Regions from separate parts of the Homo sapiens genome. Here region 2 is linked to region 1. The links are chromatin loops, found by intact Hi-C in ENCODE. Cell type or tissue: ovary. All regions are shown on one strand. Links, peaks and the distances in the headings refer to the core of each region. The heading gives the core; the rest is flanking DNA. Region 1 holds the start of LOC124901628 (a long non-coding RNA gene). Region 2 holds the start of LOC105375271 (a long non-coding RNA gene).

The links. A loop is a pair of places that touch in the nucleus more often than their neighbours do. Peaks named below come from ENCODE experiments on the same cell type or tissue, not always from the same donor. Only the 100,000 strongest peaks of a DNase experiment are listed, where the experiment ranks them.
Region 2: it touches region 1 in a loop (4-fold over the local background); 6 of 110 quality-filtered maps call a loop at or near these places.

The regions. Positions count from the first base shown.
Region 1 is chr7:47,248,777-47,263,870 of GRCh38, forward strand. It overlaps LOC124901628 (a long non-coding RNA gene), which reads right to left and starts at 5,838. Exons shown (of 2, transcript XR_007060318.1): 1 at 5,615-5,838; 2 at 3,324-5,003. RefSeq lists a silencer at 5,720-5,899. In ovary, for the core only: a CTCF peak has its summit at 5,819 (motif pointing left); DNase peaks (open chromatin) are centred at 5,010 and 5,675; H3K4me3 peaks cover 817 bases; H3K27ac peaks cover 1,533 bases.
Region 2 is chr7:48,101,130-48,116,223 of GRCh38, forward strand. It overlaps UPP1 (uridine phosphorylase 1), which reads left to right. Exons shown (of 9, transcript NM_003364.4): 5 at 695-853; 6 at 2,168-2,282; 7 at 5,744-5,953; 8 at 6,232-6,378; 9 at 7,089-7,607. The coding sequence ends at 7,228. LOC105375271 (a long non-coding RNA gene) reads right to left here and starts at 13,246. Exons shown (of 4, transcript XR_927253.3): 1 at 12,899-13,246; 2 at 11,963-12,103; 3 at 10,664-10,784; 4 at 10,046-10,575. RefSeq lists a silencer at 4,444-4,667. In ovary, for the core only: a CTCF peak has its summit at 9,236 (motif pointing left); DNase peaks (open chromatin) are centred at 7,132, 8,012 and 9,222.

The sequences.
Region 1 (15,094 bases), core at 2,258-10,257:
TTACAGCAAATGGATTTATCACTTACAGCTAAGCAGTAAGGACAACGGGAGCCTAGGATTCATTGCAAGCCATCCCCCAGAACTCAGGAAAGGTGCCTGGGGCAGATGGAGTCTCTTTTGCTTGTGCCCCACTTGCACTACAGCTGCCGGACTCTGGAAAGCAGCCTACACAGGTTTTTACACTCCAGAGGCTACATGGTGTGCTGGGCTAAAGCACTGAAGGACATCTTGTTTCTAGGAAGGGACTGGACAGAGCCCAGGCTATTCCAGCCAGTCCCCGGCATCTCAGAATGTTGCACTCTCAGCACAAGCTACAGTTACTCTTGAAATCCACAAGCAAGTAGGTGGGAAGTACTGGGTCAGACCCAAAGAACTGTCCTGCATTTTTGTCCCTTTTTGCTTTCTTCTCCAAGCCAAATGACTACTCTTGGCCTCTTGAAATGTGCCAAGTGTCTGTGCTGACACTGCAGTTATATCATCTCATTTAATCCTTGAAGTAACACCAATTGACCATGCGTTCCAGATACAGAATCCAGTTCCAAGAGGTTTTCCCAAGGTCATAGAGTGAGAAAATACAAGATCAAATCTTATCACATCTGAAATCCATGGTGTTTTCACTGAACTGCACTACCTCTCAAAAGACTATTAAAAGCCCACCCATTTATGGTTTTATCGTAGTAAAATACACACAACACAAAACAAAGTTTTCACCATGTTTAAGTGTTGTAATTCAGTGGCATTTAGTACATTCAGAATGTTGCTCAATCATCATCTCTCTCTCTAGTTTCAGAACTATTTCACTCAGACGCATCAAACAGTCATTCCCTATTTCCCCTCCCTCCAGCCTTTGGAAGCCACTAGTCTCCTTTCTATCTCTGTGGATTTATGTATTTTGCATGTTTTACATAAGTGAAATTATACAATATGTAATCTTTGGTGTCTGGCTTCATTTACTAACATAATATTTTTGAGGATCATCCACATTGTACCATGTATCAGTACTTTATTCCTTTTTATGGCTAAATAATGTTCCACTATATGGATATAACACATTTTCTGTTCATTCATCAGCTGATGAAACTTTGGGTTGTTTCCACCTTTTGGCGATTATGAATAGTGCTACTATGGACATTTATGTACACATTTTTATTTGAACATTTGTTTTCAATTATTTGGGGGTATGCATTTATAAGTGAAATTTATGAATCATTTAGTCATTCTGTTTAACTTCTTGAGGAGCCAACAAAATGTCTTCCATAGGGGCTGTACCATTTTACACTCCCACCAGTGGTGTACAAGAGTTCTAATTTCTTCACATCCTTGCCAACACTTGTTATTCTCTAATTTTTTTTTTTTTTTTAGTAATAGCTATCCTAATGGGTTTGAAGCAGTTCTAATTGTGATTTTGATTTACATTTCTCTAATGACTAAATGGCACTGAACCACTTTTCATGTGGTTATTGTCCATTTGTATACATTCTTTGGAGAAAAGTCTGTTCAAGTTCATTGCCTATTTTGTTGCTGAGCTGTAGTAATTCTTTATATATTTTGGATACTAGTCCCTTATTGGATACATGATGTGCAAATATTGTCTTCCATTTTGTGGTTGCCTTCTTTCTTAATAATGTCTCTTGATGCACAAGAGCTTTTAATTTAAATGAATTCCAACTTGTCTGTTTTTTATTTTGTTGCTTGTGCTTTCATGTCATTTCTAAGCATATATTTGTCAATTGATTTTTGACAAAAATGCCAAGACAATCCAATAGGGAAATAATAGTATTTTCAACAAATATTGAATTTCCACATTTAAAAAATAATTTAACCCTTTTTTCTTATCATACACAAAAATTAACTAAAAATGGGTCATAGACCCAAATGTAAAATGAACTATAAAATTTCTTGGGCCAGGCATGGTGGCTCACGCCTGTAATCCCAGCACTTTGGGAGGCCGAGGCAGGTGGATCATGAGGTCAGGAGTTCAAAACCAGCATGACCAACATGGTGAAACCCCACCTCTACTAAAAAATACAAAAATTAGCCGAGCATGGTGTAATCCCAGCTACTCAGGAGGCTAAGGCAGGAGAATTGCTTGAACCCAGGAGGTGGAGGTTGCAGTGAGCCAAGATCGCACCACTGCACTCCAGCCTGGGCAACAGAGGGAGACGCTGTCTCAAAAAAAAAAAAAAAACACTTCTTAAAAGTCTGTGATCTTGGGTTTGGCAAAGATTTCATAGACATGGCACCAAAAGCACAATCCCTAGAGAAAAAAATGAATAAGCTGGACTTTATCAAAGTTAACAAAAATTTGTTCTGCAAAATATATCATTATTTCTTATTGGATGAAAGGACAAGCTGCAGAATTGAAGAAAATATTTGCAAATCTTAGGTCTGATAAAGCACTTGTGTCCAGAATATATGAAGAACTCTTACAGTTTAATAATAATAAGATAAGCAACCCACTGAAAAATTGGCATAAAAGTTTTTAAAAAAAAGGAAAAACTGGCAAAAGCTTTAAATAGACACCAAAGATATATAAATAAATAATGACAAACATGCTATAATAAATAATGAGATAAAAGATGCCATTAGCCGTTAAGGAAATGCAAATTAAAAACATAACAAGATATTACCAGAAACCTATTGGAATAGCCAACATTCAAACACCAACACCCACTGTCAAGGATGTGGAGAAACCGGAACCCATATACATCACTTGTAGGAAAAAAAAATGCCACAGCCACTTTGGCAAAAAGTTGGGCAGCTTCTTAAAAATATCCACTCAGCATATCCTGAACAATTTCACTTCTAGGTATATATCCCAGAAAAATGAAAACACATATCCACACAAAGACCTATATGTGAATGTTTCACAAAAGCATTATTCATAATATCCAAAAAGTGAAAACAATCTAAATGTTCACCAACTTATGAATGCATAAACAATATATGGTATATTCATCCAATGGAACGCACTTAGAAATAAGAATGAAGGCAATGCTGATACAGGAAACCACACGGATGAACTTCAAAAACATTATACGAAGTGAAAGAAGCCGGACACAAAAGACCACATATAGTATGATTCTACTTATATGAAATTTCTAGGAATTTCTGTCTATAGAGATAGAAAGCAGGTCAGTAGTTGCCTGGAGTCAAAAATGGTAGCTGGGATTGATTGCAAATGGGTAGGAGGAAATTTTGGGGGTGGTGATAATGTTCTAAAACTGAATTGTGATGGTTTACTAAAAGTCACTGAATGTACATTTCAAATTGGATGAATTTTATGGTATGTATACCTCAATAAAGATGCTTGAAGACATACATAGTTTTAAGAAATATCATTTTAATTGCTATATAATATTCCATCAAATGGATATGCCACATTTTATTAAGCAACTACTGAATAACTATTGAATAATGAGATTATTTCCAAACTTTCATTCTTTTAAATGCTTCAACCAATATGTTTGTTTGATTTTGTGCAAATCTGGTTTTTAATGGTCTCTTTAAGTTGATTCCCAGAAACGGAACATAGGAGAAGGGGATGCCCATTGACAGGGCTCTTGTTACCTAGCTGCCATCTGTTTTCTTTAACATTATATAAGGTTAAACAGCTCAGCAATGAATGGAAACATACATGTTAAAAATTGAGGGCCAGGCACAGTGGCTCACTCCTGCAATCCCAACACTTCGGGAGGCTGAGGCAGGTGGATTGCACGAGGTCAGGAGTTCAAGACCAGTCTGGCCGACATGATGAAACCCCATGTCTATAAAAAATACAAAAATTATCCAGGTGTGGTGGCGCATGCCTGTAATCCCAGCTACTCAGGAGGCTGAGGCAGGAGAATCACTTGAGCCTGGGAAGTGGAGGTTGCAGAGAGCCGAGATGGCTTGATAGGGTTTGGCTGTGTTTCCCCCCAAATCTCATCTTGAATTGTAACTCCCACAATTCCATGTGTCATGGGAGGGACCCAGTGGGTCCCTGTGAATCACAGGGGCAGGTCTTTCTCGTGCTGGTCTCATGATAGTGAATAAGTCTCACATGAGATCTGATGGTTTTATAAAGAGGAGTTCCCCTACACAAGTTCTCTCTCTTTTCCTGCCGCCATCCGTGTAAGACCTGACTTGCTCTTCCTTGCCCTCCACCACGATTGTAAGGCCTCCCCAGTCATGTGGAACTGCAAGTCCACTAAACCTCTTCTTCTTCCCATTCTGGGGTATGTCTTTATCAGCAGCATGAAAACGGACTAATACAAGGTGCCACTGCACTCCAACCTGGGAGACAGAGCAAGACTCTGTCTCAAAATGAATAAATAAATAAATAAATAAATATAAATAAAATAAAAATTGAGGGGTTTGGAAAGGCACTTCTCAACAAACAAACCTTACTTGGGCACATTTGGATTATAAAAAATAAACCCCTTCTAAAAACTATAAAAAATAAAAGGGGCAGAATCAATAATTTATCCTGATTTTTCTGCAAAAACTATTTCAGGGACACAAAATCAGATAATTACAACAAGTAAATGCCTGAAGTAAATAAATAGAGTAATTCTAGCTAGTACACAAAAAGGAAAAAAATAGAATGTTGCCATGGTGTGACCCCCTTAAGTTACAATACTAAGAGGTCTTTACTCGTCATAACAGGAATAGTCTGGTGTTCTGGGGAAGGTGTTAATACCAGAAATAGGGGAGCAGGGGAAACACCCCAAGTTTGCTTGGTAGGATCTTGCAGAGGAGGCTCAGGAGCTGAACTGGATAATTCAAACAAGTCATCTGGCTTCTCAAAAGTCCTCATGGGGAAGTGTCAGATCATGCAGGTGTCCACAGTGGACTGGGACCTGGGCAGCACTGAGTTCCCCTTACTGACTGCACCATCCATGAGCTGAGCCTGCCTTCTGGGGAAGGAGGGGCATCTCCAGGAAGGGCAACCGGGCCAGGTCAGAAGGCCTCCTGTGTCTCCGGGGCAGTGTGGTCTTCTTTCAGGAGAGAGTGAGTCATCACTGAAGGAGAACAGAGCGAAGGCTGCACAGTCCAGCAGTACTGGGCCCAGACTCTCAGCCCCTTTCTGGCCCTGCCACGCTAAGATAGGATCATCTCCCTCATGGATGCAGCTGATGTGTGCGTGAGCACACGCTTGCCAGGCAACTGGCCAGCACCGGCTGTCTCTGCAACGCGGAATTTACAAATGCCCTTCCCGTGAGGAAGGAAGAGTAACCCGATTGATTCTCCGCTACCAAGCAAGCCCTCTGCCACTTTACAGTGCAGTAACTGCTTACAATGATTCCCCTTCTCGGGAATCGCTTTTCTAGCTCTTCCTCTACAGTCGGGGAGCTGAGCCCCCAGAAGCCAGCAGTCACACTAGTAGGGCAGGGCAGAGCCCGCTTGACCCCTTCCTTGGGAGGGGGGCCTAGCGCCGGGGCGCGTTTCCTCTTCGCGCTGCCCTGTCCTGGCCCGCCACTGGAGCCGGTAGCCCGCAGGGCAGCGGGGGCGGAGGCGACCCTGGGGGTGGCCTGTGGGCCCCCCTGCGAGATCTCGACGGTTCCTATCTATTCCATTCTCCCTCCCCGTCTCCCTGAGCCCCGCCCCTGGGTCCCTTGCTGGAGCCGCTCACCCCCTCCCCCGCAGGCGTTGTGCTGGGCCCGGGGCAACTTCCCCAGAACGTCCGGCCACCCTGCGCGGAAGCACGCCTGGCAGAGCTGCTGAGCCAGGCTCAGGTCGCGGAGTAGCGGCGCTCCGGACCGGCGGAACACGGCGTCCTCGGCTCAGCTTCGGAAGCGCCCCCGCCCCGCCCGGCGAGCCCGGGAATGGCGCGCGCGCCCCCTGCCGGCCACACCGGGACCAGCGGCACCCACAGAGGGCGCGCGGGCAGGGCGCGAGGCGGCAGGCCCCTCTCTTCCTCCCGACCCTCGCAGGCTGAGCACATCAAAAGGCAGGCTTCCTTATGGGTGCTTTCGTTGAAATTCAGCATTGTGGCCAGTCTTGAAAGTACAAAAAAAAAAGAGGGCAAATGTGCTGCACCACTTTAACACAACTTCAGTGACCCTGTTGTCTTCTTCTCTCAGATCTTCCTTCTGCTGCTGTATCTGCATTTCCTCATAACGCCAACAATAATGAGAGCATGGCCCGGGAACCCGCAAACTTTTTTCTGGAAAAGGCCAGATAGTAAATGTTCCTGGTTTTGTGAGCAAGATGGAAAATCGCCCATAGACAATATGCTGAGCCGACTGAGCCTGTGCCAGTCCCTGGGAGCCGACGCTAACTGGAAACAGCCAGGCCAGTTGTGCAAACTGCCCACTTGTTCATTAAATCGAGGCAGGTGTGACTTCAAGGCTACCACTCTCTGGTCCTTGTCAGGTGCAGGCTCTGTTAGAGGTTCCTGCCACATCCCTGCCTGGGCCACAGGGCCGTCCCTGGGTCCCCAGGTGTCTCTCCAACCATAACCCTGCCTGGGCCCTGCTATGTCATTTGAGCCATGAGGCCCCTGAAGATCAGTGGCCCCTGCTGCCCTGGGCCCACAACCTGTCACTAGCCTGTTGGGGTTTAAGGGTGAAAAGAAAGACCTCAGACACACATATGTGCACATGCATGCACAAACACACGCATGCACGCACACACACGAACATGCACCAACATGCGGACCCACTAACCCGGAACCACTGGGTTTCTGTGGCAGTGAGAGTAGGAGAAAGGCCTAGGATGCAGCTTGTAGTGAACTCTTATAATTCCATGTTACCATTCCCAACAGAGGTTTAACTTTTTCCTACCAGAGGCAGGGCTTACTCACCCTTAACACAGTTTCCAGCTCTCCACCTCCTTCCAGTTCCTCAATGTGATCAATCCAGACATCTGCCTTATACAAACACCTCCTGGTGACCACTGCCCTACGAGACAGCTGGATACAACCTACTTGACTCACCCCACTGACCCCACATGGACCTCACAGATATGCTGCAATGACCACCTCTCAGTCATGGCGTGATTACATGGAACCGGTGCCTGCTTGCTCTAAACCCATCAATTAGAACTCCCTATGGGAAACCTGCCTGGGGTAGACCCCTGGACCCCACTTAAGGCCTCAGCTTACAGGTCCTCCTCTCTCTCGATCCCCACCCAGTGGTTGTGTGTGTGTGTGCCCCAGGCAGCTCCCTCCATTCCGCTAGCCATGTGAGGTATTCTGCCTTCTTCTCTCTGGGATCTGTGAGGAATATGCTGCTTCTGTGACTCTATGTGCTTTGTCCAGTTGCCTCCTCTGTCTCCCCGGACAGATGCACCAGAACCTAGCTCCTCTCCTAGTCAGGGCTGGCCTAAAGAGTGGCTATCTTATTGGGAATAGCTGGAAACAGGTCAGATGGGAGCCACAAGGAGTCTGCCAGTATGAACAAGATTCCTGTGAGAGCAACACCAGACCATGGGTCTCACCCTCAGGCATGAGGCCACCTGCCAGGATAAAGAAGAATCTTGTGAAAGGCGTGCTGTACACATCCACCACCAAATCCCCGAGGCCCATTAGGTGGGGCACAGTTTATAGGAACTCTGCAGAAAGAGACCACAAGACCAAATCAGAAAGAATCACAACAGCCTCAGCCACATGGTTCCCTCCATGAGCAGAGGCACCCACAGCACCGAGGAGAGGGGAGGGGAGCTGAAGAAAGGGGAGGGGAGAGTAGGAGAGGATGTCTTCAAGCCACCCTGTTTTCAGCCCCACAGGCCCCGTGATATGAGAAGCACAGAGGGTTTCTCCAAGTACAGAGAACAAAACAGGAATAATCCTCTAGTTCTCCTTCCACATCCTCATCCTAGGGCATTTTTATTTATGCAGAGTACACACTCCCTGTCTTGTACCTCACTTTCCTAGGTGAGGGTGCCCCCTAACATGCTGGCTTGGTGGGTGTTTTCCTGGGTCATCCCCAGCGGGCACCTGAGCCTGGGCTATGCAACCTGCTGCCTCCTCCTTGTAGGAGCCCCCTCTCCCAGCTGTAGGTCTCTTCCTCTCAAAGGACTCAGCATCAGCCTCATGCAAGAAATATCCTTGGGAAACAGTGGCCTGACAAGAAGGGTGAGGGTGAAGGAAAGGCTAAGAATTGGGCAGCCAGGAGATGGCTAGAATTGGCTAAGAATTGGAAAAATTGGAAAAGGCTAAGAATTGAGATGGAGACGGTGAGGGAGGAGGGAAAGGAACAGTGGACCCACTTTGCTGATAAAGGAGCTTAGGTCAGAACAGCCTCCAGACACAGAGAGGAATGGCCTCCAGGTATGAGGGCAGCAGAGGGGCTGGAAATGGGAAAGAAGAGTGGCCTCCAGGTATGAGGGCAGCAGAGGGACTGGAAATGGGAAAGAGTACAGGGTGTGGAGGAAGAAGGGGCAGCCACATCACTGCAGGAGACTCTGGACAAAGGAACATTTTCCTCCAAGTACCCAAGGTGCTTTGGTATGACACCATCTGGTTGTAAATTGATTTAAGGATAGGAACAGAAATTTGATCAAAAGTCAGAAATATTTTCATACCTTTGACCAAATCGTCCTCCTTACTCACTGGAATTTACATCAAAGAAGTGACATGAGTGGAGAAGGCTTTTCTGGGAAGGATGGGAGGGGCCGGGATAGGGAGGTGCTGGCAGGAAGGGGAGGATTCAGGAGGGAAAGAAAAGGGGAGGGGAGGGCAGGCTGCAGCCCCGGGGAACCTTGCACAGGCCTCGCAGCCTCACCCACCTGGGGTTGAGTTGGACTCTGCTGACTGTAGCCTCTCTGAGCCTCCAGTTCTCTCTGGAGCTCTACCTCATAATATCTACCCCAGTGGCTAGTTTTGAGGACTTCACAAGATAACACCTGGCACAAAGTAAATGCTCAATAAAGGTTAATACTAATATTACTCAGATAACTTATTAGGTCTCTGTTCAGAAACCAACCCTCACATTTTATAGTTATTTTTAAAATTTACGTACAATGCAATTCCTTTCTCTGTCTCTCTCTCTCGTCTACAGTTCTATGAGTTTTGACAAATGCACAGGATCATGGAACCAGCACCACAATCAAGACAGAAAAGTTCCACCCACCTCAAAAGTCTTTCTCACCATCCTTTGAAATCCAGCTCTCTCCCATCTCTAACCCAGGACATCTCCATCCCTAAGGCTTTCCCTTTTCCAGAAGGTCATATAAATGGAATTGTATAGTTTGTAGTCTTTTGAGTTGGACTTCTTTCATTCAGCATAATTATTTTAAGATTCTTGCATTCTGTTGAGAGTATCAATAATTTGGGGTTTCTTTGCTGAATAATATTCCATTGGATGGATGTACCCCAGTTGGTTGGTACATCCATCAGCTGAAGGACATTAGGTTTTCATTCTTGGCAATTATAAATAAAAGTTGCTCTAAGTATTCATGTAATAAGTTTTTGTGTGACCCATAAGCTTTCATTTCCACTGGGTAAACACCTAAGAGGGAGATTGCTGCAACATACATGGTAAATGTAAGTTTTACTTTACAGGGAAATTTTCAAACTGTTTTCTTTTTTTTGTTTTGTTTTTTTGAGACGGAGTCTTGCTCTGTCGCCCAGGCTGGAGTGCAGTGGTGCAATCTTAGCTCATTGCAACCTCCGCCTCCCGAGTTCAAGCGATTCTCCTGCCTCAGCCTCCCAAGTAGCTGGGACTACAGGCAGGTGCCACCAGGCCCAGCTAATTTTGTATTTTTAGTAGAGATGGGGTTTCACCATGTTGGCCAGGCTGGTCTCAAACTCCTGACCTCGTGATCCAACTGCCTCAGCCTCCCAAAGTGCTGGGATTACAGGCGTGAGCCACCGCACCCGGCCCCTTCAAACTGTTTTCTAAGCAGTTGACCCATTCTGTATCTCCACCAGCAAGCGTAAGAGTTCCAGTTTCTCTGCCTCTGCCAGAACTTGATAATGTCCATTTTTGGTTTTGTTTAGCTTTGCCTTGTTTTTGAACTAAGGGAGGTGGAATGAGAGCTCACTGTGCTTTTAACCGGCATATCCCTAGTGTCTCATGCTGTTACATTCATGTGCTGCCTTACCATCTGTGTATCTTCTTCCAGAAAGTATCTGTTCAAATCTTTTCCTTTTTAATTCAACCCTCACTTTTACTTGTAACTGTGTGAACTTGCCACATGCCTTTCCCTGCTTTGCTTTGGGTAACTAGAGGGAAATAAACCCATTGAAGACACTAAGTATGTATGAGACACACCCAGTCATGTTTGGCCATATGCCAGAAGGACTAGTAACTTTGCCATCTTACCCAGGGTGGCAAGTAGACATCCTTCAGCTTCACCCACACCTCAGGCAGCTGTCAGTATTTCATTCCAGGAGTCTTCTTCTTTGCTTTCAACTGGGCCATCATAGAGCGGCCAAGCTCTCCCAACATGCCCCCCGTGCACTCCAAATCTTGGGAGAGGGGTTGGAGACAGACTTTGGCTGCCCTAAGAAGACCCCAGGTTCCTGTTGCCCCTGAAGCTCTTCCTCATGACCAGCCTCGCCCACAGTGAATCTCAGGCTGTATGGGCTTAGGAGAGTTGCTCCAAGATTTAGGAAACCCCCACCTCAGGGCCCTGACTTTCCAGGCATGTCTCTCACTATTGAAGCTACATAGAGGATACTCAATAGAGAAAATCAATGGTTTTGGTGTAAAATAGTTATACCCTAGAAGTTAGCATTATAAAGCTTAGAGAAAAGTCACTCCTATAAATACCCTTGTAAGGAAGCTCCTCTGAGACATTCCTACAGCACTGGGCAGCCAGGAATGACACTGGCCAGACTGGAGTCCCTGCCTAAGATGCTACTTCTGGTAGCCAGGATGCAAAAGGGGGTTACTTAGAGAAAACCGTGGATGAACATCACTGTGAATCACCAAAGAAAGGAGAGAAATTGAAACTTCTGTATAAGACTGCAAAGAGGAGAGAAGCAAGGAGGTGTTTGCTTCTTACGCCCTTGGGAAGCTTGTCTAGTACCCAGGTAGATGTTTCCTATTTTGAGTTCCTATCATACTTTTCTCTCCCCTTCCTTCCTCCCTTCCTTCTTCCTTTTTCTTTTCTTTTCTTTCTCTCTCTTTCTTTCTTCTTTCTCTCTTTCTCTTTCGCCCCCTCTCTCCCTCTCACCTTCTCTATCTCTTTTTCTCTCTCTCTCCCTCTTTTTCTCTCTCTCTCCCTCTCTCTTTCTCCCTCCCTCTCTCTTTCTTTCTCTGTCTCTCTCTTTCTTAGAGATGGAGTTTCACTCTGTTACCCAGGCTGGACTCCTGAATAGCTGAGAGAACAGGCATGCACCACTGTGCTGAGCTTATAATACTTTTCAATAGCTCTTCAGAAGCCAAAAAAAAAAAAAAATGAGAGAGAGGGAGAGAGAATAACACATGGCAATGGCACATACACAGACACAAACATGTAAATATAGTTTTTACATAAACTAACACCCACCAGAGTGGCTTCCCCCAACTCATACTCCTTCCCTGGCTTTAGGTTGTCAAAGATGATCATATCTGATGCCTGATAACAAAAAAATGTTGATAAATATGGTAGTGATAATGGTGATAGTGATGGTGATGTTGAGGATGGTGGTGATAATGATGGTGATGATGGTGATGATGATGATGGTGGTGGTAATGATGATGACAGCGATGATGATGATGGTAATGAAGAGATGATAAAGTGATGATTTTTTCAGTAATGGTGATGATGATGATGATGATGGTGATGATGTGATGACCATGATGATGATGATGGTAATGGTGATGATGACAGTGATGAGGATATGGTAATGGTGATAATGATGATGGTGGAGATGGTGATAATGGTGATGATGATGATGGTAATGGGGATAATGATGATGGTGATGTTGATTGTGATAATGGTGAAGATGATGATGATGGTGATGATGAAGATATAGCACAATCTATGGAAAGTTCACTATGTCCTTGGCTTTGTACTAGTTCTTCTTACACATAATTTCATTCCATGTTCACAGCAACCCTTTTCAAAAATGGAGTCCCAGGAGCATGATCACACAGCGTGGACTGACCAGCCTGACTCTCACCCACAAACAGAGAAGGAGGATCATCAGTGCACAGCTCTAAAACACACTGTCACGAAGAACTCTGTCAATCGGAGAGGTTATTTCTTTTAAAACTGACATTTAAACACTTTCCTTATGCCATAAGCAAAAATCAACTAAAGATGGATTAAAGACTTAAATGTAAAACCTAAAACTGTAAAAACTCTGGAAGATAATCTAGGAAATTCCATTCTGGACATATAGACCCTGGCCAGGAGGGCCAAACAATTGTAACAAAAACAAAAATTGACAAATGGGACCTAATTAAACAACAGAGCTCCTGCATAGTAAAAGAAACTATCAACAGAGCAAACAGACAATCCACAGAATGGGAGAAAATATTTGCTAACTATGCATCTGACAAGGGTCTAATATCCAGAATCTATAAAGACCTTAAACAAGTTAACAAGCAAAAAACAAACAACCCCATTAAAAAGTGGGAAAAGGACATGAACAAACACATTTCAAAAAAGATATACATGTGGCCAACAAGCATATGAAAAAAATGCTCAACATCACTAATCATTAGAGAAATGCAAATCAAAATGACAATGAGACACCTTCTCACATCAGTCAGAATGGCTATTATTAAAAAGTCAAGGCTGGGTGCAGTGGCTCATGCCTGTAATCCCAGCACTTTGGGAGGCCGAGGCAGGTGGATCACAAGGTCAGGAGATTGAGACCATCCTGGCTAACACGGTCTCTAGTAAAAAATACAAAAAATTAGCCGGGAGTGGTGGTGGGTGCCTGTAGTCCCAGCTACTCGGGAGGCTGAGGCAAGAGAATGGCATGAACCCAGGAGGTGGAGCTTGCAGTGAGCCAAGATCGTGCTGCTGCACTCCAGCCTGGGTGACAGAGTAAGACTCCGTCTAAAAAAAAAAAAAAAGTCAAAAAATAACAGATGCTGGCCAGGTTGGGGAGAAAAGGGAACACTTACACACTGCTGATAGGAATGTAAATTAGCTCAGCCATTGTGGAAATCAGTGTGGCAATTTCTCAAAAAACTTAAAACAGAAGTACCATTCCACCCAGCAATCCATTATTGGGTATATACCCAAAGGAATATAAATTGTTCTATCATGAAGACACATGCACATGTATGTTCATCACACCACTATTCACACAACAGCAAAGTCATGGAATCAACCTAAATGCCCGTCAATGGTAGACTGAATAAAGAAAATGTGATGCATATATACCATGGAATACTATGCAGCCATACAAAAGAATGAGATCAGGTGCTTTGCAGCAACATGGTTGGAGCTGAAGGTCATTATCCTAAACAAACTAATGTAAGAATAGAAAACCAAATACCACATGTTGTTACTTATAAGTGGGAGCTAAATGTTGAATACACATGGACACAAACAGTAGAACAACAGACGCTGGGGCCTACTTAAGGGTGGAGGGTAGGAGGAGGGAGAGGATCAAAGAACTACATATCGGGGCAGGGCATGGTGACTCATGCCTGTAATCCCAGCACTTTGGGAGGCGGAGGCAGGTGTATCACCCGAGGTCAGGGGTTCGAGACCAGCCTGGCCAACATGATGAAACTCCGTCTCTACTGAAAATACAAAAATTAGCCCAGCATGGTGGCACATGCCTGTAATTCCAGCTAATAGGGAGGCTGAGGCAGAAGAATCCCTTGAACCTGGGAGGCGGAGGTTGCAGTGAACCGAGATCGCACCACTGCAGTCCAGCCTGGGCGATAGAGCAAGACTCCGTCACAAAACAAAACAAAACAAAACAAAACAAAAAAACTACCTATTAGGTACTATGCTTATTACTGGGTGGTGAAATAATCTGTACACCAAACCCCAAACCCCCAAGACACACAATTTACCTATATAACAAACCTGCACATGTACCCTTGAACCTGAAATAAAAGTTAAAAAAAAATAATTCTGGAAGTGGGTTTTAGAGTAATAAACCCATTTACAGTAAATAAGAAAAAGAGGTACCTGCATGTACATCCTTTGATTTTTTCTTTCTTTTTTTTTTTTAAAGACACTGCCAAAGTACCTGTCTTTCTTTGCTTGGCTTTTTCTCTTTGTTCTTAAATTCACGTGGAAAGAGCAACTGTGCCTTCACAACCATTATTTGGTTGGCTTCGCTCCACAACCCAGAGAGCTGACTTTCTTTGAATTTCTGTCTTATAGAGGGAGAAAATCATCCCACTCCAACACCCTCCTCCCCACACAGAGTGCCAGGACCTGGCCCCCCATGTGCTGTACACCTGCTAGAAAAGACAGGTTTTCCCGCCCATCACCTGCCTGCCCAGGCCAGGGTGTGTGAGTGAATGTGAAGCATGCAAGACTCATGGGAGCATTGCAAAGGCAGCCTTACCTTTGTCTCTCTTGCACCTTTTTGCCTCTTCTGGGGGAACATTTGCTGGGGGAAACCTCAGGCAGGCCAAATGACTCCCCTGGAAATTTTAAATAATGCAGTGTTCCCCAGTGACTCTTAGTTGTGGAAAACAATCCATTTCAGGTTTGAAGACGTGCAGGTGCCTGTGAGAATTCTAGGGTCCAGGCCAGAAGCGGTGGCTCATGCCTGTAAACCCCAACACTCTGGGAGGCCAAGGCAGTGGGATCACGAGGTCAGGAGTTCAAGACCAGTCTGGTCAACATAGTGAAACCCTGTCTCTACTAAAAATACAAAAAACAAAAACAAAAACAAAACAAAACAAAAATTAGCCAGGTAATGGTGATGTGTGCCTGTAATCCCAGTTACTCAGGAGGCCGAGGCAGGAGAATCACGTGAACCCAGGAGGCAGAGGTTGCAGTGAGCCGAGATGGCGCCACTGCACTCTAGCCCGGGCAACAGTGCGAGACTCCGTCTAAAAAATAATAATAAATAAGAATTCTAGGGTCCAACATGACTCAGGGCCGTGCACCTCCCCTCTTCAGCTAGCTGCAATCTTGGGTCTTTAAGAGAAACCTTGTAAAGGGAAAGGAAGAAGAGTAGAAAGGTGCTCAGAGCTATGAGCTCACCTGGCCCATGGCAAAGAGGAACTTTCTCTGGGTGCTTCCGTTAGGT
Region 2 (15,094 bases), core at 4,729-12,728, 850 kb after region 1:
ACGCCTGACCTCAGGTGATCTGCCTGCCCACTCCCAAAGTGCTGGGATTACAGGTGTGAGCCACTGTGCCCAGCCATCTTCAAACTCTTTAAAAACTTACTCACTTAAAAAAATTTTTTTTTTCAAAACCAACATTTTCTTACATGATGTTCTGCAAATTAAAGTTTTTACTTCTCTGAGAGAGACCCATCCAGAATAGCTATCACTTCCTGAGCCTCCTCTAGGCTTCGGCTGGCTCTTCTCAAGCATTGGCTATTTGGCACTCAAGTAACCAGGCGAGAGAGCGGTCAGTAGCCCATTTTGTGGGGCCCTGGTAACACAGAGGGACAGTGAGGAGTTGCTCCCTCTGTTTCAAACCCAGGCTGTCTCCACAGGCCGCCTTCTACATGACGGAGGGAGGCCGAGGGTGCACAGGACCTGGAATTACCTCCTCAGAGAGAGCAAGGGTCTGGATTCCTGCGTTTGTGGAGCTGACTGCCTTTTGATGCTTGGCCGCCCACCCTGACCACTCACCAGGGGGCCTTGTTAAAGCAGATTCCTGGGCCCCTTAGATTCAGCAGGTCCTGGTGAGGCCAGTGAACTTATATTTTTAGCAAGTTCATTGGTAATACTGATGTTGCTGGTCTAGGGGCCCCACTTGAGGACCTCTGCTATAGACAGTGCACTAATGGGGGTCTCTCTTCTCTGGCTGCAGTTTGTGTGTGTTGGTGGAAGCCCCTCCCGGATGAAAGCCTTCATCAGGTGCGTTGGTGCAGAGCTGGGCCTTGACTGCCCAGGTAGAGACTATCCCAACATCTGTGCGGGAACTGACCGCTATGCCATGTATAAAGTAGGACCGGTGCTGTCTGTCAGTGTGAGTACCTGCCTTCCCTTGTGCTCAGTCTCTAGGCTCTGCAACCCCCTGTGCCCCACCCCTCTGCACACACAGACAGCTGGTCCCCTAACACCTGCTTACTGTAAATGGCTGGGAGCAGGGTGAGCCCACAGTAGCTGGGATTCAGAGATTATTGAACTCAGGCTATCGTCCTTGAGGCTCAGTCTCCAGGGGCGACTAAGTACACAAATGCATATACACCGCTGTCTGTCTACACAGTGTGAGGGTGGCAGGTGCAGGGAGTTAGAGTGCTTGGGGTGTAGAGGAAGGACAGTAGGGGGCGCCCTGCCTGGAGCAGGATGGAAGGAGAGCCTCAAAGTACCAGGCCTCTAATCCCCTCTACCACCTCACAGTGAGTTACTTCAAAACACATTTTGATTTAGCAAGGAGCATGGTGAACACAGAAATCTCCAGATTCTACCATAGAAGTCTTTTCATTTTTCAGTTTTGATTTTGTCAGGAGCAATATAAATGAACAGCTGCAGAGTAAGGAAAGGGAACCCCTTTTGTTGAGATGTGCACCCCTACCTCTCCAGTCAGCTGAGGACACTAGCTATGTCAACCAACTAGAACATATCAGGGAGCCAAGACATGACTAGGTTACTGATAATCTGCGCAAGCCTTTCCTGTGTGTAAGGCTCCGTGACCGATTCTAGCAGGGATGCCTCCACTGTATGGCTCTGCCACAGGAACAGCCCCTGGAAAGTGCTGAGTTCATCCGGGGAGAGGCATCACAGAAGTTGTGACACTAGGGGGGGTGCTCTGAAGAGGAGAGCAGGAGAAGGAGGTATGCAGAGACCCCAAAGAGAGGAAAAGGCACAGGCAGACAAGATCAGCAAAGCATCCTGTGTCCAGTGGGCTGAGGAACCAGCTGATTACTTAGTTTGTCTGAAGCAGAGGGTGTAGGGAGAAAAGAGAAAGGAGATAAAACTTTAACCTGTGGTGGGGTGTGGGAGAATAGGGTGGGTATTTATGCAGGGCTTCAAATGCTAGAAGGAGCTGTTTGTTACCTGGCAATAGCAGACTGCTGCTTCCCTGCTGAGCCCCTGGGTCCGCAGCTGTTACCTATTTGACAAATTGTGTCGATCAAATGGGGTTTTGTCTTTGACAGCTTTGCATACACTTTAAAGTTTCCCAAAGTGTTACTAGTTCTTAAATTTATATTTAAAAAGTTTATCTTTCATCACTATGTCAATGGGCATGTTAGATTGAATTACATCACATGAAACATCAGCCAGAACATTGACAAAGTCACAACCTTGGCTTAACATGGGTGTTTCTCCCTGGTTCCAGCATGGTATGGGCATTCCTTCTATCTCAATCATGTTGCATGAGCTCATAAAGCTGCTGTACTATGCCCGGTGCTCCAACGTCACTATCATCCGCATTGGCACTTCTGGTGGGATAGGTAAGGTCTGCAGAGGGGCCTCTTGCCCTGTGAATGGATGAGGGACTGGGGCATGCCAAGGCAGCTTCTACATGGTGTGGCATTAGAGACAAAGAGTTCCTTTCTTGGCTTTGTTCAAGGGAAGCTTGTTAACAGGAGGTGTGAAAAGAAGCTTGTTTTGTTGTTTTTGTCCAACCTGTTCTCCCAACCCGCACCCCAGAGCTAGGCAGTAGAAGGGCACCACACCATGCATATGGGGGAAACTCATCCTTTTGGGGTTACACAATTTGTGCCTTCTTGTCTGCTTGATTCTGTCTTATTCTTTCTAATCCCCCTTCTTCTCCATTCTCTCCTTTCCTTTGCTTACTTTTCCTCCTCCCTAATCCTGCAGGGATTTTGAAGCACCTTAGGAGAAAAGACACAGGAAAATCAAAGGGGGGAAGAGAGAGGCGCAGTACAAAACTCAGATAAGTGTCCTTAAATTAGCTTAAAATGTCCCTATCCTCAACAGGGACATTTTTTTTTTGTTTAAAAAACAAAGATGGTTGGCCGGGCGCGGTGGCTCACACCTGTAATCCCAGCACATTGGGAGGCCGAGGCGGGCGGATCACAAGATCGGGAGATCGAGACCATCCTGGCCAACATGGTGAAACCCCGTCTCTACTAAAATACAAAAGATTAGCTGGGCGTGGTGGTGCACGTCTGTAGTCCCAGCTGCTGGTGAGGCTGAGGCAGGAGAATCGCTTGAACCCGGGAGGCGGAGGTTGCAGTGAGCCAACATCGCGCCACTGCACTTCAGCCTGGCAACAGAGCGAGACTCCATCTCAACAACAACAACAACAAACAAACAAACAAAAACCCCCACAAACATGGCAAAGAAAGAATGAGATTTAATGAGAAAGCAAAAGCTAACAAATTGTTGAATTGTAAGCCAAAGTCTGTTAGGCAGATTTGTTTTAAATACGTGGTCTTGCTCTCTGGGGTTCCAACTCTGTGCCATTCTTTCTGCTAAAAACTGGGTTCTAGTGATTCCTGCTCCCACCGAGGTGTTCAGAGCTCAGGGAAGAAGCCTGCATGTGCCCTAGAGAAAGTTGAGCTTTGCCGCTGCTGGCCAGGCCTGTGTGTACTTGTTCCAGGCTGTCTAGGGCCTGGACTATCTAGGATTTATAGCAATTCTAGAATTTAAGTGTCCTGACCTTGAAAGGGGACTTGCTTTAGACCCAAATATTTTGAATATGTTATCTTGTCTCTTTTCTTTTTGTTATATAGAGAGATTGATGCATAAAATCTGTGTTTGTATGACTGTAATTCCAAGTTTAGCGAAATTGTCCCTAGGACAACACACCAACGGCCATGAGCTGTCTCGGTCCTGCAAGCTTAGTCTCCGATGCTGCCCACCTGACACAGCTGTGCATAGCATGCTGGCCTCTGCCAGGAACTCTAGTGAATGGTTCTTGAGTTCTTGCTCTGGAGTGATTTTTAAAACAATGATCAGATAATTCTGGAGGGAGTAGTATAGATTTTGAATTTTCCTCAATTGCTCTGTAAAAATGGAAAGAGCAACTAGGGAGCAAAACCAAAAACCACTGGACACAGTTGATAATAAAAGGTGATGTGCTATCCTCACAAACCCCAAAGTATGAATGGGTGGAGACAAAAAGCCTCAGGATCTGGTTGTGTTGGCAGCTGCTCAGGGGGAAGCTCAAGGCGATGGACAGACCTGAGAACAAGAGTCCCAGGCACTCCTAGGAAGGTGCAGGGGGACATGGTGAAGATGGCAGCTGACACTGGAGGGGGCCTGTGCGTCCCAATGTGAGTGATGCTGGAATTCCAAGGGGCTTGACCACTCCAGGCCCTGTGGGTTCACCAAGGCATCAGCCAAGCTCTCCTCTAGCTCCAGCCCCAGTGCTGGGAGAAGCTGCTGAAATGAGACTCTGAATTGCCCAGAACAGCCGCAGGAGTAGCAATGGAAAGAGGAGTTCAGATACATGTGGGGAGCGAAGCAAAGGTCTTTGCAATCGGCCATGTTTTTTAATGTTTCATGAAAACAACTGACTTGGGAGCTCTGGAAAAGATCTGACTTCTTGTTCCCTCCCACATGTTTAGGAAAACCAATTTTGCATTAAAATAAGTATCAGAAATGGATCATAGTTATCTTAGTCCCTGCAGGTTGATAGACAAGATGCCATTGACTGAGTGGCTTATAAACAATAGGAATTTATCGCGTAGTCTGGAGGCTGCGAAGTCCAAGGTCAAGGAGTCAGCAAACTTGGTGTCTGGTGAGGGCTAACTTTCGGATTCATAGAGCTCTGTTTTCTCCCTGTGTGCTCACATGGCAGAAGGGGCAGGCAGCTCTCCGGGGTCCCTCTTATAAGGGCACTAATCCCACTCATGCAGGCTCCACCCTCATGACCTAATCACCTCCCAAAGGCCCTGCTGCCTGAAACCATCACATTTAGGGTTAGGATTTCAGCCTATGAATTTTGAGGGGGAAACCAGCATTCAGTCCAGGTCCATAACAATGGTCAAATCCCATCTAAAATTATTATAACACAAAGAATAAGGGGCAGAGTAATGTCCCTACAAACAGGAAACTACTCCAGGAAGGCACGCCCAGAACATAGAAACTGGACCCTAATAATGCATCAATCTGAGAGGAAGGCCAGGTAGGTCAGGAGTTGGTCATAGCTCACCTGGGTTTAGGGTGTGGGACTTCATTATACTGTTCTAGTCTGCCTTTTGCTGGTTTACTTTTCAAGTATTTGCCTGAAATCTTAAATATTAACAAGGTATGAAACAGGGATCAATGAAACACATCATGGTATATGGTTCAGTGACAGACAACAGTGGGAAATCGCCGTGAATGGAAGCAAGAAATATGGGACAAAGTACTTGAAGGTTCCTGGCCATTTTTATTTTATTCTTTTTTTTTTCTTTCGAAATGGAGTTTGCTCTTTTTGCCCATGCTGGAGTGCAGTGGCGTGATCTTGGCTCACTGCAACCTCTGCCTCCTGGGTTCAAGTGATTCTCCCGCCTCAGTCTCCCAAGTAGCTGGGATTACAGACACCCGGCACAATGCCTGGCTAATTTTTGTATTTTTAGTAGAGATGGGGTCTCACCATGTTGGCCAGGCTGGTCTTGAACTCCTGACCTCAGGTGATCTGCTCGTCTTGGCCTCCCAAAGTGCTTGGGATTACAGGCGTGGGCCACTGCACCCAGCCCTCTACTTTGTTTTTTGTGCCTTTCTCTTCCATAGTGTCCATAATGATCATGCATTAATTACTTTCATAGCTTAAAAAAAAGTTGAATGGGAAAAATGGGTCACTGTGTATTTGAGAACAGTACTGGATGCTTCGTGTTTGGATGTGTGGGTGGATCTGCTTCTTTCTTCCATATGCTCTGCTGTGTGCTCCCTGGCTGCCCTGCTTTAATTTTATTTTGTTTTACACCCTGCATATCTTGATGTCTGCTTTTTTCCTCAGGTCTGGAGCCCGGCACTGTGGTCATAACAGAGCAGGCAGTGGATACCTGCTTCAAGGCAGAGTTTGAGCAGATTGTCCTGGGGAAGCGGGTCATCCGGAAAACGGACCTTAACAAGAAGCTGGTGCAGGAGCTGTTGCTGTGTTCTGCAGAGCTGAGCGAGTTCACCACAGTGGTGGGGAACACCATGTGCACCTTGGACTTCTATGAAGGTGAGGCAGCGGATACGAGGAGGCATCTTTCAGCCAGGGAACCCTGGTCCGTCCCCTGAGCCTGCCTTCTCGCTGTGGACTGGCGTTTCCACTTGCCAGGCTGCTGTCTCAGTTACACTTCGCCCAGAGTGGTTATAATGACCCGTTTGAGTGGTCATTATAGGCAGGACCTGGATGGGTCTTGCTTGTCCCTGTGTCCTTCTGGGCATCAGTGGCGCTGATGTGTTGTAGGAGCTTCTCACATGCATGTGGTTCTCATGTCTCCATGTGTGCCTCAGGGCAAGGCCGTCTGGATGGGGCTCTCTGCTCCTACACGGAGAAGGACAAGCAGGCGTATCTGGAGGCAGCCTATGCAGCCGGCGTCCGCAATATCGAGATGGAGTCCTCGGTGTTTGCCGCCATGTGCAGCGCCTGCGGCCTCCAAGGTAAGCGGCACTTGATGGGCCTCGGCGTCCCCTCCTCCCTTCACTTCTGCTCTCCTGGAGCCCCTCGCTGGGGCCCCTCCTCCTGGGGCACCCCGATACCCATTTCTGGTTTCTGTTTCCGCTGCCCCCAAGTCACTTTCTGACATATGTGTTGTCACCACAATGCTGTTCAATGTCTGACTGTCACACCCTGACAAAATGCAGGATTCTCAGTGACCTTGTGCAGGAAAAATGACAAAAAAGCTTTTGCTGCCCCATGAGGCTGCCACCAGGTCTATAAAAAACTCGGCTTTCAAAGCGCTTTGGCTTTCTGAATTGTGGTTCATCTACCCTCAAGGTACTAGCCACCCTTGAAGGCCAGCTCACAGCTCTGCAGAATTCCCTTATCACCTCGGCCAAAACGTGCCTTTCAAGGTGGTGCTTGCAGCCCTGAGCTGGTCCTGGAATGGTGAATTCCTTTTGGAAGCAGGCACGAGAATAAGGGAGGGACAGGGCAGGGTGGTGTCAGAGAGGGAGGAGTCTTCCGAGCCCCTGGACCAGCGCCTTTCCCTCCCGCACTCCATCCTCCGGCCCCGCCTGACTGCATGGGCAGCCTGGTTTCCTGAGGAGGCAGAGAGGCTGCTCCTCAGAGCTCGTGGGTTCTTCATCCCGTCCCTGTGAAATGTTAGACCCCCGGCACCTTGCCTTGATGTGGTCTTTGTCCTTTGCAGCGGCCGTGGTGTGTGTCACCCTCCTGAACCGCCTGGAAGGGGACCAGATCAGCAGCCCTCGCAATGTGCTCAGCGAGTACCAGCAGAGGCCGCAGCGGCTGGTGAGCTACTTCATCAAGAAGAAACTGAGCAAGGCCTGAGCGCTGCCCTGCACCTCCGCAGACCTGCTGTGATGACTTGCCATTAAAAGCATTGTCCAAAATCCCCTGTTGTGTGGACTTTGAGCACACTTTACACAAGAATCTAGAAAATCAGATCGCGATTAAGAGACAGAGAATCTTGGATTAACCGCATGGGAGATGTTCTTCCTTTTGAAGTTTCATTGGAGCATTTTCAATGATGTTAGCCTGATTTGGGGTTTCTTCAAGAACATTCTACCAAATTTTTGTACTATTTCTAGGGAAATTTTTCAGACTTTAAAATTCTAATGGTAGTCAGATTTCATGTCACTAAACAAGAAATCTGACAATAGTGCCAGGAAACTAATTTCCTGATACATTAAAAAAATTCCATGCACCACTTGCAATGAGAGATGACTGAAAACCAATGAAGCAGACAGCAGGGGTGTTTGAGAAATAATGCGTACCTAAACAGGCATATACACAGTTTCCAAATTATAGTCACACACATTCCCAAAACCATCCACACCAGCTTAATCACACGACAGTAATCCTCCCACCCATTGTCCACAATGCTAGTGTCTTGATCCAAGTACCTAGGGATGGGAAACGGGACACCTGGGCTCAAGACAGCTTGTCCTATTGTTTCTGTCCATGGCTTGTCAGCCTTGCATTCATTCCTGGCCTCACACTGACATTCCTAGACTCCGTGTCTCTTAGCTTCCTTCTCGGTTGCACCTTATAGTGGAGGGGAGAATCCAGGGTGGCCCCTCTGTCTGTCTCGGGTGAGTCTGGCAGCAGCTACTTGGGCAGGCCTAGGTCCCCAGCTCAGGGGCAGCTGGGTCTTGGGTCTTCACTGGCTTGTGGGTTGCCCAGGCTCCTGGCTGACTTCTCAACTCTCCCCACATCAGTGTGGCCACTTTCTGGTATTTATTGTTTCCTGTCCTTGAGATGGGCTTATTTCCTGGTGGGCTCTGAGGGACACTCCCATGCTCAGGGGCTCTGCTTAGCAGTTTGCTGTGTGACTTGGAGTGGCCAGGGAGGTGTGTGGGGACCTTGGTGTGGGTGCATGTGTGTGGTCTGTGCACTCTTTAATGTGCCTTCCCTGTGATTCTGAGATTCAACCCAAAATGAGGGTCATTCAGCATCTACTGAGCCCACATGCCCTTCTAAGTGCTAAGAGCAAGAGAGATCCTTGTCCCAATCAAAAACTTCCTTCCCTTCCACCTTCTCAAGCTCTAGGGTCTGTAATACAGATTTGCTTAGGGTGGAGAGTGAGTCTCCTTCCATTTCTCCCTCAGCACTTCTTGGTCCCTTTGTTGAAGCTGTCCAGGAGAAATTGGAACCCTCAAGGAGACTTCAGGGTCCTGGGATGTGGCTGTGCAGTCATCTGTGCACCCAGGGCAGCATGCTAAAGGCTCTGCTCCTGGCTTCTCACTCCAGCACGAGCTGCAGGGGCTGGACTTGCTACTATTGTGCGCTCATCTGTCTCCAAATTACCAAGTGCCCCCAGACTTCAACTGGATGTCACCATGCCCCTGTGGGTGCAGGACCCAGTGTGGGATAGCCTTTCTATCCTCTGACCAACCAGATGATGTTTATCACCAGGCTCTGGGGCAGGCTGAGGATGCAGGTGCGGACCATTGCCCCAGGCAGTAGGGGACTTGCAGGTTAATTTCTTTCACACCTCAACCCAGGCAAGTGTGGCCAGGTGGGCCCGCCACTTCCTAGGAGGACATCTTTGATAAAGCAGAGAAAAAAAACCACACAGAAATAGAATTTAAGGCTAAAGAGGAGGCTGCTATTAGTAAGAAAAGGGCTAGTTTGTTTTTGAGGTGTTTTGTCTCTGCACTGCCTGGAAGTCTGTCTCGCTGGGGGAGCTGTCACAGAGCCTGTGGCCTGAGCACCCTCCTCCGGGACAAGGCAGAAGGTAAAATGACTTCTGAACATGAGATTCTTTCTACAGGTGTCAATGGCCAAGCTGCAGCTATTGGCACTGCACTGCCCTCTGCTGGCTATGTGAGGTAGTGCACATCAGCCACCCCCAGGTGGATCTCTGTTGATCTAATCGGGCGACATCCCTGACCTTACAGGTGAACTCTATACCCCCTGACACGCAGGAAATGCCGGTTGAACAACACATCTTGTTCTGATTGAGTAAACATGAACTTGTTGGATTAGTTTATGTCGGCCTAAAAGGAAGAAGCTGAGGCAAAATTGGTAAAAGTAGAGAAGTAACTGGGTCCAAGCTTGAAGACTGCAACCCAAGAACATAGATTCAAGTTCCCCTGAATGAACACTCTGATTAGCAGCACTTACAAGTGGATTTTTAAAGGTAAAAGGGACAGGGAATGGGCTGATACACAGCTGTCTGCCAGGAATTCTCATTGGTTTACAGAAATGATATTGATCAATGGCTACACATTGTTAAGCCATAGAGTGTGGGTTCTAGTATTCAGTGTGGCATTATTAAGTTAATTTATAGCTACTTGTGGCAATAGCAAGCAGTTCCAAGAGATGAATACATAGTTAAAAAGGGGGAGTGATTGATGTCTTTTTCTTGAGACAAGGTCTTGCTCTGTCACCCAGGCTGGAGTGCAGTGGTGCAATCACAGCTCACTGCAGCCTTGACCTCCTGGGCTCAAGCAATCCTCCCACCTCATCCTTCTGAGTGGCTGGGAATACAGGTGCACGCCACCACAACCTGGCTAATTTTTGTATTTTTTTGCAGAGATGGGGTCTTGTGTGTTGCCCGGGCTGGTCTTGACCTCCTAGGTTCAAGCGCCCCTCCCACCTAGGCTTCCCAAAGCATTGTGATTAGAGACGTGAGCCACTGTGTTTGGCTTATTGTCCCATTTTAATGTCTCTCTGGCTGTAATAATTTGAAAGGTCTCAAATTCCTCAGATGAAAGTTATTTTCTTTCCTCATTTGGCTACCAAGATGTCTCTGGAGCTGACGTTATAAATGTCCTCACATGAGTGTTACTTGAATTCCTCGGGAGACGACCAGAAACTTGGTCCCCTTCCTCACCCCGCACTGGCCACTCTTTGACTTTCAGGCCCTTGTGCCACGCTGGTATCATTGGCTTGGTCCCCTTGTGGGGGCTTCCCACAACCTGGGCACTGGCCCCTTCCTCAACCCCTCCTCCATTCCCAGCGCTGGTGATAAAGACTCTTCTGAGCAGGAATATAATGACACCAACATGGTTCACTTTCGGTGCTTTCAGCAAGGCAGAGAGAATTAGGAATGTAATTGGGATTGTTCTGATGGAACTAATTACCCTGGATTTCAAAAATCGTTGTCAGCGAGTTCACTCCATGTTTTCCTCTAGTGCAGTCCTTAAGTGATATGCTCAGAATGCCTCCCACTAATGTGAAAAAAAAATGTTAATAATTATCCAGCCCTTTGTAAATTGGAAAATCAGCACGTCACTAGTGAGTTAGTCAAGAGTTTACCTCAGGAAGCCTGCCACGCTCTCACATAAAAGGTTGGGCTTTGGTGTCAATTGCAGAGGTGGCCACGCTCCTCCTGCTGCCTCCTCGCGGTCCAGTCTCATCACAGCGGTGACAATGCCACCTTGACCAGAAACAATGAGATGATGGTTTGTCTTTATAAATGACAATAGGGACAGTGGAATATGTTAGAGCATGAGCTGTGCGTCTCCTATACCTTTATCCTTAAGCCTAGCACTAAGCCACGTTTTAAAGCCAGGTGTCCATCATATATTGTATTATCCGGTAATTCCACTCCTGCTCCTGGGCTTGCATGGAGAGAACTCATGTGGCCCAGGAAACATGGACAGGAATGTTCATAATTGCAAAGGCCTCGGTAACAAAAGCCAGAAGTCCCCAAATATCCATGTGCCAGAGAACAAATGCAATGAGTTTGGTGTGCTCAGATGATGAAAAACAGTGAAAATAAATGCAGACACCTTCACCATCAGTACAGAACCATCTCAGGTAACATTCTAAGTGAAAAAAGCAAATTGTAGAATAGTACCTACAACATGATTCCATTTATATAAAGTTTGAAAATGGACAAAACTAAACAATATGTTGTTTAGGATTACGTGCATTTCATTGTAAGACTAGGGGAAAAAACTCCACCAGGGATTGAGAAACCCCAATTGAGATCAGGAGTTTCCTCTGTTGGGAGGCAGGGTGCATTTGGGAGGAGGGGGGACCCCCAAGGACATCAAAGATGTTCTGTTTCCTAGGTTAGGAATGACTTTCACATCAGGGCTTCTGGGTTCCATTGCAGCTTACTCATATTTCAGTACTCCTTGGTATGTATGTAATAGTAGAATATCATCTCATTAATCACCACCCAGACATTAGGCTCAACTTATAAAATAAGGAAGCAGTGCTAGTATAAGAAAATAGTACTGCTCTGCTGGTGCTTAGTAGTTTTTCAGTTACCACGTACATGAAGGAGAGTGATTTCTGACCGATTTTCATGGAGTAGGATCAGCTCTGCAGATGTGAGCTTTTAATAATAGCTAATATGTATTGAGCCATCGTTGTCAGGCCCCTTGTGTGGAACTTCCATCAGCGATCCTGCCTGGCCCTCTCCCCATCTGTGTTATCCCCAAATGCCAGATGAGGACACAGCCTGGGCTCAGGTCTGTGTGAGGGTTGGGACTGTGCGGCCACAGTGTGTTATTCACATATGTGCACACATACACACCTGTGCGTTTCCATGCACATTCATGCACACATTGTCATACATGCACAGCCATGCAGAAGTTTACTTACTAGGAAAAGAGTAGCACTCAGTTCTCTGGACTTCACAAGGAGAGGAGAACACAGGTATGAATGTCAGTCCTTGGCATCCCAGCGTAGTCTGTGCTGCGGTGGGGTGGGGTGGGGGCTGGTAAGAGTTCTCCTTTAGGGTCTCTTTCAGTGAATGTTTTGTAGGAAGAAAATTTTAAAAAGGGTAAAATCATGACTGCCATACAGAAATGAAATGAACATGTGTGTTATGGAAATAAAGCCAACCCGCCAGTGGTAGGCCTTTCCATGTCCAGTCTAGGAGAGAGAAAGCCCCAGTTATGTGTGCTGAGACTCCACGCGTGTGGGAGGGGACTATGTGGAGGGAGTCTTACATTACACAGTGAAGTGGAGGAAAAATGAGAACTTCCCCCAGATCTCCTTGAAGGGTGACTGGATGATCTTGTGACAGTCCCTGCGTGCCTCCCGAGGGTGCCTGAGTTATTTGGGTGCATGTGTTCCCAGTTCTAGGGGGCAGAAGGCCCTAGACCTTGCTTTATAAAATCAAAATCTCTCACCCGGCTGATTCTGGAGGCACTCTAAGGAGGGAGGAGGGAAGCAACTACCTCCCACAAGAAAGGTTCATCATTTTATCCTTACACATGGAAAATACTTTTTTTTTTTTTGAGACAGTCTTATTCTGTCATCCAGGCTAGAGTGCAGTGGTGCTATCTCAGCTCAGTGCAAATTCTGCCTCCCAGGTTCAAGCTATTCTCCTGCCTCAACCTCCTGAGAGCTGGGACTACAGTCATGTACCACCACGCCAGGCTAATTTTTGTAATTTTAGTAGAGATGAGGTTTGGCCACGTGGGCCAGGCTGGTCTGGAACTCCTGACCTCAAGTGATCCACCCGCGTGACCTGCCCACCTCGGCCTCCCAAAGTTCTGGGATTATAGGCATGAGCTGCTGAATTGCACTCACCATGAGGGAAGCTGGCAGGTGCTGTGACTGGTTCTCAGAGGCAGTCCCAGTGGCAGGAGTTCACACGGAGTGAGGAGCATGAAGTACAGATGGAAGCAGAGCCAGCCTCTCAGCAGGGCCCACAGGGGCAGTCAAGCCTCTCCAGGCAGGACAGAAGTTCTCTACAATTCCCAGGGTTGCAAATAGCTCCTGTGGAAGGGACGCCAGAAGCCCTGCAGAGGCACCTTGCAGAGTCTGGACAAGGCAGGGTTCCCTGCAGGGCCCCACGGCTTCCCTCCAGTGTGCCGCGGCCAGAGGCAAAAGGACGTGGTGGTGGACTGCCTTGCTGGCAGGTTCCCAGGCCTGTCTGGGCAGGTTCCTCCCTTCACTGAACAGCAGTTTCCTTTCCTACGAAATTCCATGTACCACACAGGGCTCTTGTGACGATGGGATGAGGTCACAGGTAGAGAAGCACGGGTGCGAGGGGCTCATGAACAGATTTAAACTCTTCCCCAGATAGCTGAGCTTGGTGCCATTTGCCCTGGGGCCTCTTTCTGGCTCACATTTTCCTCCTGTGGCAGTAGTTCCCTGAGGCCAATCCAGTCTCACCTCAACCTTAAACACCCCTCCTTGTGCCCGGCCAGTTGTCACTTGTTATCTGAGGGCTGCACCCCTGCATCCCTGCCCTCCTTCTCACTGAGGACACAGCGGGTCCCCTCTTTCTAGTCCCACGCAAGGATCACTCCTCGGGGCTAGCTCTGGGCTTTGGTTCACGTGCCCCACACCCAGTCCACGCCAGGCTGGCCTCTGGAAGGTGAGCTTCTCACTGGGGACAGGATACAGGGTAGTGTGGCCCAGGAAGGACATCTGGTCGGGGGGCTGAGGAGAGGGAGGTGGAGGTTGGGAGAGAGGCAGGACAGGCAGGATGGAAACTGTGTTTGTCCATTTGCACTGCTATACAGAAATACATGAGACTGAGTCACTTATAAAGGAAAGAGGCTTAATTGGCTCATGGTTCTGCAGACGGTGCAGGAAGCATGGCCCTGGCATCTGCTTCTGGTGAGGCTTACAATTATGGCGGAAGGGAAGGGGAGCAGGTGTGTCACATGGGGAGAGAAGGAGCAAGAGAGACGGGAGCAAGTCCCAGATTCTTTTAAACCACCAGATCTCATGTGAACTCACTCATCACCAAGGGGAGGGCACCAAGCTATTCATGAGGGGTTCACTCAACACCTCCCACCAGGCCCACCTTTAACACTGGGAATAACATTCAACATGAGATTTGGAGGGGACAATCATCCAAACTATACCAGGAACAGTACTTGGGGATGGTTCGTATGTGTGTGTGTGTGTGGTTTTGTGTGTGTGTGTGTCTGTGTGTGTTTGTGTGTGTGTCTGTGTGTGTGATCAAGGTGTGGGCAGAACTGGTTCCTTTTGAGGCCTCTCTCCTGGGCTTGCAAATGGCTGCCTTCTTGCTGTGTTCTCTGTTGTCTTCCCTCTGTACGTGTCTGTGTCCTAATCTCCTTTCTTATAAGGACACCAGGCATATTGGATCAGGCCCAACACAATGACTCTGTTTATTCATTCATTCATTTATTTTAAAAAATAGAGATGGGGTCTCAGTATGTTGCCCAGGCTGGTCTTGAACTCCTGGCCTCAAGTGATCCTCCTGCCCCAGCCTCTCAAAGTGGTGAAATTACAGGCATGAGCCACCAAGCCCAGCCCCAATGACTCCATTTAAATGTAATCACTTCTTTAAATACTCCAGGTAGACCACAGTTGCATTCTGAGGTCCTAGGTGTTAGCACTTCAATACATGACTTTTGAGGAAAAACAATTCAGCTTATAACCAGAAGGAGCTGGCGTGAGGGCCTTGTGAAAACAGAGGCACATAAATATTAATGGTGTTGATCTACTGTCTTGGATGTAATACAGATACATCCAGCCCTAGTCCCAAAACAAATGACCTTCAGTCAGAGGTAATTTTTTAAGTGTGCATTTCCATAGGAGCAACCAATGTGTAAGAGCAGGTTGCTCAAAATTAATCTGGTTTTAAAAAATTCTACCCACTTTGCTTTTCAACTAGAACATCATGATCCTTCCATATCACCTTTCCACTAACTGTGTTGCTGCCACTTACCAGGCCACCTGTGGGGACTGGTCACCAGTGGACACACGGCCGAGATTGCCTGTGTGGACTGGTCACCGGTGGATGCA